2 separate regions of the Homo sapiens genome follow, and region 2 is linked to region 1. A link is a contact called in ENCODE Hi-C or POLR2A ChIA-PET data. All regions are on one chromosome and are shown on one strand. Each heading gives the region's core, a stretch centred on a gene start or an enhancer-like site at or near the end of the contact. The rest is flanking DNA. Distances are from core to core; before and after follow the strand shown. Region 1 has its middle 42 kb from the start of TP53BP2. Region 2 overlaps LOC105373281 (a long non-coding RNA gene).

Evidence for each region. A loop is a pair of places that touch in the nucleus more often than their neighbours do. ChIA-PET counts read pairs that join two places held with the same protein, here RNA polymerase II (POLR2A). Pooled maps may share reads with other maps.
Region 2: a map of aorta shows a loop between it and region 1 (3-fold over the local background). The contact joins two enhancer-like sites. A Hi-C loop is called at or near these places in 1 of 168 maps with a recorded cell type or tissue (aorta) and 5 of 50 pooled maps. POLR2A ChIA-PET finds 5 or more read pairs at or near these places in 3 of 52 experiments (AG04449, AG04450 and PC-9).

What each region holds. Positions count from the first base shown.
Region 1 is chr1:223,885,682-223,889,803 of GRCh38, forward strand. No RefSeq gene overlaps it. Among named protein-coding and RNA genes, the nearest start is that of TP53BP2, 42 kb to the left of the region's middle. RefSeq lists an enhancer at 2,183-3,382. Within about 2 kb of position 2,555, at least 14 of the 41 ENCODE cell types and tissues checked have a DNase peak (open chromatin) inside an H3K27ac peak, as active enhancers do.
Region 2 is chr1:223,695,364-223,699,753 of GRCh38, forward strand. The region is part of intron 1 of LOC105373281 (a long non-coding RNA gene); the gene reads right to left. Among named protein-coding and RNA genes, the nearest start is that of CAPN2, 15 kb to the right of the region's middle. Within about 2 kb of position 3,033, at least 2 of the 41 ENCODE cell types and tissues checked have a DNase peak (open chromatin) inside an H3K27ac peak, as active enhancers do.

The DNA of each region.
Region 1 (4,122 bases), core at 1,305-3,804:
TTTCTACCTCGTGAGACCCTGAGCAGAGAACCCAGTTGAGCCTACTATGACTTCTGACCTCTGGAACTAAAAGGTAATAAATGGCTGTTGGTTTAAGCCACTGTCCTAGTCCACTTGTGCTGCAATAAACAGAATACCTGATACTGGGCATTTTATAATGAACAGAAGCTTTTTGGCTTACAGTCCTGGAGGCTGGGGAGCCTAAGGTCAAGGCGCCAGCAGGCTTGGCATCTGGTGAGGCCATTCTCTTCTTCCAAGATGGTGTTTTTCCTGCTGTGTTCTCTGGAGGGGAGGAAGGCTGGATCACATGGCGGAAAGTGGAAAGGCCAGGAGAGCGAGCCCACTCCTGAAAACCCTTTTATTAAGACATTAAACCCACCCATATGTGTGAAACCCTCGTGGCCTAATCACCTTTTAAGGCCTTACCTCCCAATACCATTACAATGGCCGTTAAATTTCAACAGGCATTTTGGAGGGGACAAAGATTCAAACCACCGCAGCTGCTACATTTATGGTAATTTGTTACACAGCAATAGAAATGAGTACAGGTTACATTTGAACTGTCCCTTGAGGGATGGATTGCATTTCAAAGTATAGAGAAGAAGAGGAAGAAGCTCTTTAGACAGAGCTCCAATTGGGCATTTTTCAGTCTCCTAGATAATGAAGCCTTCATTTATTGAGTGCTTGCAATTTATAGAGCATATCTATGATATCATTTTACTAACTTCTCACAACTCTGTGAAATATTTATTATATCTCCACTTTACAGAGAAATAAACAACAGTCAAAAAGGTAAAGTAACCTGAGCCAAGTTAGTGGAGGAGGCTGTAATTAAAACCCAGGTCAGTTTCATTCCAAATCCCACCCTTTTTACTACATAAGCCTGACCTACCTGGGGGCTTGGTGGCTGAAGAGTGATATGCCACCGAGGAGACAGGTCAGCACTGTTTCCTTTGGGTCAACGGCCCTTAATCTCTTACCTCAGCCTCGTGATTACATGGGGTTTTCCATGTTTGTTTTCTAGAACAGAGTCAAATGGTTTGCTTAAATCATTGCAGATCAATAAACACGTTAACTCTAAAACAAGTGCACACAGTGTGACATTACCTCCCATCTCCACCTGTTTACTCTGTTTCCTGAGATGACTCATCCTAGCTGGTCCTCATCCATGTATCAGCCTGCCAGCAACCCTGAGGGCATTCATTCACCCTCAGTTGTACCTACTTCCATCCTCTGGGATTTCCACTTGAAAGACCTTCTGCCTCAGTGTCCACACATTGCAGGCTCACTCTGTGAGGGGGTTGCAGTGGGACTAAAAGGGGATCTCCACCATGTGATTGTCTTTTTTTTTTTTTGAGGCGGAGCCTCGCTCTCTCATCTGGGCTGGAGGGCAGTGGCACCATTTCGGCTCTCTGTAACCTCCCCCTGCCCTGGTTCAAGCAATTCTCCGGCCTCAGCCTTCTGAGTAGCTGGGACTACAGGTGCGCACCACCATGCCCAGGTAATTTTTGTATTTTTAGTAGAGACGGTTTCACCATGTTGCCAAGGCTGGTCTCAAACTCCTGAGCTCAAATTATCCTCCCACCTTGGCCTCCCAAAGTACTGGGATTACAAGTGTGAGCCACCGTGCCCGGCCTACCATGTGATTTTCTAAGATGTTCTTAGGGAAACATATTCACACACACACACACACACACACACACACACACTCCTGCAACGTGGTGTATATAATGCTGGAAGTAGCGTCAGAGATTAGGCATTAGTGAAGAGTCCCTGAGTGAGACCAGAGAAATGTGAGCTAAAGATTCATAATGGAAGCAATGGTCAAGGGTAATGACCTGGCCCACTCTTTGTAGCAAAGCTACCTACTACTTTTGTGAATGAAGCAACTGGAAATCAGACAACGCCGGGCATGATGGCTCACACCTGTAATCCCAGCACTTTGGGAGGCCCAGGCGGGAGAATCATTTGAGCTCAGGAATTTAAATGAGGGGAATACAAGGTGTGTTGCAGGAGTTTGTGTATTCTCTAGAATGTTTCTGTAGAATGACTTGCCCTTCTTCACTGTGGCTGCAGAAAAGACAGTAATCAGGGCTTCTAGAAAAGGGGATCATGTTGCTTTCCCAACATAAATAACAGACTAGTCAACTTGGAAAAAAATTCAGGGAAGCTGAAATCCTTCCCAAGCTCCTGATTTAATCAACAGTATTAGCTGAGACAGTAATCCACCCCTCAAATTCTGCAACATTTGACTCTGTATCATCTGCCAGGCCAACAGAAATAGCCCTTGACTGTAGCATTAATCAACGGCACTAAAGCCATCTAAAAAAAGAATGTGTCTGAGAGGAACTGAGCTAGGAAGAAAAAATAGATACAAGGAGACAAAAGTTGTCGAAAGCATCTAGCCCCGTCCGAGACTCTGCATCTGGGGTCACTGAACACACAGCCCCGTCACTGGAGAAGTATTCTCTGCTGAGAAGAGATTTTCCATCAGGCTTTACGGGAACGCAGGTGACGTATACCCTACAGCCATGGTGCTTTCCTTTCCGGTTTCATGCTTAGCAAAGAGCCCTCTGATTAATGATGCGTCACCCGAGAGCCCGTCCACTAGAAATGATGGCAATGTTCCTCCTAAGGGCACAGATTGGTGACCCAGGCAATCTGTCACTGTAAGGGGAAATCCCTGTTGCAAATCATTCTGCTGGAATTCTGATGAACATGTCTACAGTCAGCTCAGCACACAGCAGGGTGGATGAAGTTTCCTTCATGAAATCCAGGCTCAGAACCTAAAAAAATCCAAGGGTTGAGCCAAGCCCTTCAGAGGTATTTGGGGCCCTGTGTGTGACCCATTAGATTGCCATTAGTAACAAGCCCACCCCTCCAAAGAACCCCTTTCCACATCAGAATGCTTAGAAGTCACACCTGTGTCGTAATGATACCATTTGCAAAGACCTTGCTTGGAAGTAATTTTTCAGTATTTGGTTGCCCATGAAAATATCTGATTTTTTTTCCTTCCACCCACAATGAATGTAGTCCATAACACATACAAATACACACACACATTTTCACTCTTCCTCCTGCTTTACCAGTTTTACACATCTCTGCATCAGGACCCAAACTTGAGCACTCAGGATCTCAACCACAGTTGAGATCTCTTCTTCACTGTCATCCCGGCACATCAGTTACTTAAAACAACCCAATTTCAAGAACTGATAGACCTTCATTTCTGGACACACCAAAAACAAGCAAATTCCAGAGGATCAGCTTCAGGGTGGCAGAATGGAAGGAGTAAAAGCCAACCACGGGGCCAGGTGCAGTGGCTCACACCTGTAATCCCAGCACTTTGGGCGGCTGAGGTGAGCAGGTCACCTGAGGTCAGGAGTTCAAGACCAGCCTGGTCAACATGGTGAAACCCCGTCTCTATTAAAAACACAAAATATTAGCCAGGCATGGTGGCGGGCGCTGGTAGTCCCAGCTACTCGGGAGGCTGAGGCAGGAGAATCACTTGAACCCAGGAGGCGGAGATTGTGGTGAGCCAAGATTGCACCACTGCACTCCAGCCTGGGTGGCGAGTGAGACTCCGTCTGAAATAACAACAACAAAAAGCCAACCATGGGATCTGTGGCACAGCTCTCACTTCACCATTAGCTCACCCAGGACTGGCAAGGGAGTGCCGACTGGAGAATCTTATCCTCTGTTCCTTAGCTGTTTACATGTATAAAGCCTGAGGGCTTTGCACCTAATTAGGGTTTCAGAGCTTTGTTTTTCTCTCAACTAATTACATTTGCCTTGTGGGGAAGAGCCTCTGTCCAGGAGGCATTGCTCTCTGAAAATCTGTCTCAGCCCAGCAACAGGTGCAAGAAGGTGAACAGCTCCTCTCCCCACCAATGCGGTGAGATGCCGAGCCAGGCCCTGGCTTCTTCTTGCTCCTCTCCTTTCATTATCTCTAACTCCAGTGTCAGCCCTCAAGCAGTCCCCTGCTTGGTCACCCCTGGCAAGGTGGGGAATGTTCTCTTAACCTGCAGCTTTCTCCTTCGGGAACAAAGCGCAGCCTCTTAGCAGCTAGCAATCAACTCCTGTGCTCGGGGCCTTCCAGCCAGGCCTTCTGCAGTGCACCCTGGT
Region 2 (4,390 bases), core at 1,783-4,282, 190 kb before region 1:
ATGTGTTCTTAGTCACAGTGCTATGAACCTCGGACTTCTTGCAGGAGAACAGGGAGAAGAGGCCTCAGAACATTAGTTTGCAGCTGCAGCTCCCTCTCCTGCATGTTTTCATGAAGGAAAATACCGTTAGACATTAAACACCCAACGTTCAAAATCTTAGACACGAAGTTGGGAGAAAAGGGAATTAGTACTCATCAGATTTTTTGCTGAAAAATGAGAGATAGTTTTAGGGGGCGGGCCCAGTGGCTCACACATGTAATTCCAGCACTTTGGGAAGCCAAGGCAGGTGGATTGCTTGAGCTCAGGGGTTCAGCATCAGTCTGGGCAACATAGCAAAACCTGGCCTCTACAAAAAATTACAAAAAAAAATTAGCTGGACATGGTGGTGTGTGCTTGTAGTCCCAGCTCCTCAGGAGTCTGAGGTGGAAGGATCATTGAGCCTAGGAGGTCAAGGCTGCAGTGAGATATAATCAAGCTATGATCGTGCCACTGCACTCCAGCCTGGGTAACAGAGTGAGACCGTGTCTCAAAAAGAGAAAGAGAGAGAAAGGGAGAGTTTTAGGCTAATTTAAACAGAAAACATTTTTGAAAGATTATTTTATTGTTACAAGATGGACTGTGATTGATGTAAAAATACCAACAGACACAGTAAAAAGATATAATTCCTCTAAATATAACTAGAAGACACAAGAATTTCACAGCATGACCACAGCTGTACAATACAGGACGTTAGCCGTGTTCAGAGTCAAGTTCCTCCTGCCTTCGAGTGCCCAGGAAGCTGCCCTCCTGTCAACAGTACCCAGCCACAGGAATGAGAATCCTACTAGGTCCTCTGATAAGCTCATTTTGTCATTATTGCCTTTAATTCCCCAAGTGGCAATCCCCATCCTAAATGCTCTAGAAGGCTCGTTTCCATCCTGGCTAAAATATCCTGATGGGCTGACATGATCCAACCAACTGCAAACTGAGAAATAACGTCTCCAACTTGCCCTGCGCACATTTTCTCCCTCCTCTCAGGAGCCAATGTGAGCCAGTCCCGCACATTCCAGAGCAAATAGTGTCTGGACTGAATCGATGGCTACTTGTAGGCCTCTCCAGGATCCAACCATCCCACGTAGGTCTTCTCGAAGTGCTGTCCACTCAGAGAAGATCTGGCTGAGGAAACAGACACACAGAGGCCACGCAGCCAGAACCACAGCCCAAATCAGCCCATAGGAACAAGGTGGGGAGACCACCACTACTGCCCCCTGCTGGACACTGGGCAAACTCCTTCGCGGAACTCACAAGCCCTGTGTGTCCCGGCACCTGCTCTCTTCTCTGGCCCCATCTCCCATCACCATCCTCATCTGACAGTCCACACTACAGCCACCGAAACTTCTCTCAGTTCCCAGCCAATTACTCAGTCATTTTGGAGCCCTCTCCCCTTCCTATCCTCTCTCCGTCTATCCATCCACCCTTACACTAATTGAACTCAGCTCTCAGGCCCCAGTTGATGACTTCCTCCCTTAGGGCCAGGCACGGTGGCTTACACCTGTAATCCCAGCACTTTGGGAGGCCAAGGCAGGTGGATCACTTAAGCTCAAGAGTTCAAGACCAGCCTGGGCAACATGGTGAAACCCCGTTTCTATGAAAAATACACAAAGTAGCCAGATGTGGTGGTGCACACCTGTAGTCCCAGCTACTCAGGAGGCTGAGGTGGGAGGATCACTTGAGCCCAGGAGGTCAAGGCCACAGTAAGCCATGATCACACCACTGCACTCCAGCTTGGGTAACAGAGAGTGACCCTGTCTCAAAAAAAAGACTTCCTGGCCATGCGTGGTGGCTTGTGCCTGTAATCCCAACACTTTGGGAGGCCGAGGCAGGTGGATCACTTGAGGTCAGGAGTTTGAGACCACCCTGGCCAACATGGTGAAACCCCATCTCGACTAAAAATACAAAAAAAAAAAAAAGAAGAGTCGTCCGTGTTTGCACGCACCTGTAATCCCAGCTACGCAGGAGGCTGAGGCAGGAGAATCACTTGAACCTAAGAAGCAGAGGTTGCAGTGAGCCAAGATTGCGCCACTGCACTCCAGCCTGAGTGACAGAGTGAGACTCCATCTCAAAAATAAAAAAAAAAAATTAAATGTAAAAAGACTTTCTCAGTGTATGTGGTATATCCAAGACAATAGAATATCATTCCACCTTAAAAAGAAGGAAATCAGTTGGGCACAGTGCCTCACACCTGTAATCCCAGCACCTTGGGAGGCCGAGGCACGTGGATCACGTGAGGTTGGGAGTTCAAGGCCAGCCTGACCAACATGGAGAAACCCCATCTCTACTAAACATACAAAATTAGCCAGGCGTGGTGGTGCATGCCTGTAATCCCAACTACTCAGGAGGCTGAGGCAGGAGAATTGCTTGAAACCAGGAGGCGGAGGTGGCGGTGAGCCCAGATTGCACCTTTGCACTCCAGCCTGGGCAACAAGAGCAAAACTCCATCTCAAAAAAAAAAAAAAAAGGAAGGAAGGAAGAAAGGAAATCCTGTCACGTGCCACAACATGGATGAAACTTGAGGATATTATGAGGATATTATGCTAAGTGAAATAACCCAAGACTCCCCAAATCTGGGTGAGGATCCTCAGTAATTTGTCTCCATAGCGCTTACCACAGTGAATTGCAATGGCCTGTTGCCCATTGTCTATGTCCTCTGTAAGGACAGTACAGTATCCTGTTCACGGTTGAAGCCTCAGTACCCAGCATTATGCCTGGCACGTTATGTGTGGTCACAAATAATGATAGATAGACAGATAGATACATAAATAGATGGGTCAGTTCATGAGGAACTCAGTATCAGACTCCAGAGGGCTTTGGGATCTGGAGTCATGACTGCCTGAGATCCAAAACAAGACATTTTGCCAGTTTTACTTGTTTATGCTGAAAAGCATCAAAGGCCTTTTGAAATAGAGGTTTCCTTTTCCATGGCTAAATTAGGGGTTTTCTTGCTTTGAAATAACAATACTGCTTTTTGCCACGTGGTGGAGCCAATACAACATCAAACGGGCCCCAGGAGGCGCCATTTTACCGTCATCACCTGCCTGGGCAGGACCACCCGCTATAGCTCACAGTGAAGAGCATGATTGTGGTGTAATAACTTTATTACTACAGGCTTATTTTTGTTGTTCAGGAAATCTTGGTGACCTTTAAAACTTCCCAAGACACACAAATCATTCCAGTTGCACAAAAGGATGGAGCGGGTTATTTTCTCTCCAATGAGAGCCTGTCAACCTGTTGGTGCAGAAATACATGTGCAGGCTGTGTTTAATTGTGAGTGGGGGTTGGGCGCGGTGGCTAACGCCTGTAATCCCAGCACTTTGGGAAGCCAAGGCGGGTGGATCACCTAAGGTCAAGAGTTCGAGACCAGCATCGCCATTATGGTGAAACCCCGTCTCTACTAAAAATACAAAATTAGCCGGGCGTGATGGCAGGCATCTGTAGTCCCAACTACTCGGGAGGCTGAGACAGGAGAATTGCTTGAATCCAGGAGGCAGAGGTTGCAGTGAGCTGAGATCATGCCACTGCACTCCAGCCTGGGTGACAGAGCGAGACTCCTTCTCAAAAAACATAAAAAGTGAAAATAAAAATAAAAATCGTGAGTGGGAATAGACTAGGAGAAGCCCCCAAATTATTGTATCTTCATAAAGCCAAGCTCACACTTGGGAGGCTGAGGCAGGATAATTATGGAGGCCAGGAGTTCCAGACTAGCCTGGGCAATATAGCGAGACCCCATCTCTACACACACACACACATATACACACACAAATTAGCTTGGCATGGTGGTAAATGCCTGTAGTCCTAACTACTGAGGAGGCTGAGGTGGGAGGATCACTTGAGCCCAGGAAACGGAGGCTGCAGTGAGCTATGATCATGCCACTGTACTCTAGCCTGGGTGACAGAGCAAGGTCTTGTCTCTTAAAAATAAAAAATAAAAAGCCAAGTTCTTCTCCATCAGGGCCTGCTTCTGAAGAGTGGGCAAGCAGGACCATGGGCCTACAGTCCTGCTATCAGAAGAAGTTCTCATGGACCCTGGAACACCTGTGATGGGGCTCAGGAGCCTCTCCACCAGAGCTGCCTAGAGCCCTACTCCTTCCCCACCAGCCTGACCACCACACTCACCTCTTTCACCCTTCACTTCCAACCCCTCCAATTGCCCTTACAAGGTCCTATAGCAGCTAGTCCCTCCCCACCTCTCGGCCTCACCTCTGGCCTCTTCTGGCCCTTGACAAAGATTCTTTGCTTGACCAAACTTTAGTGAGCCTCCTGATCCTTTCCTAGGCCCATCTGTGCACTTCCTTGAAAAATTCAGTTTTAACGAGGACCCTGCTAAGTCAGTTTAGCTAGAACCCCTCAACAC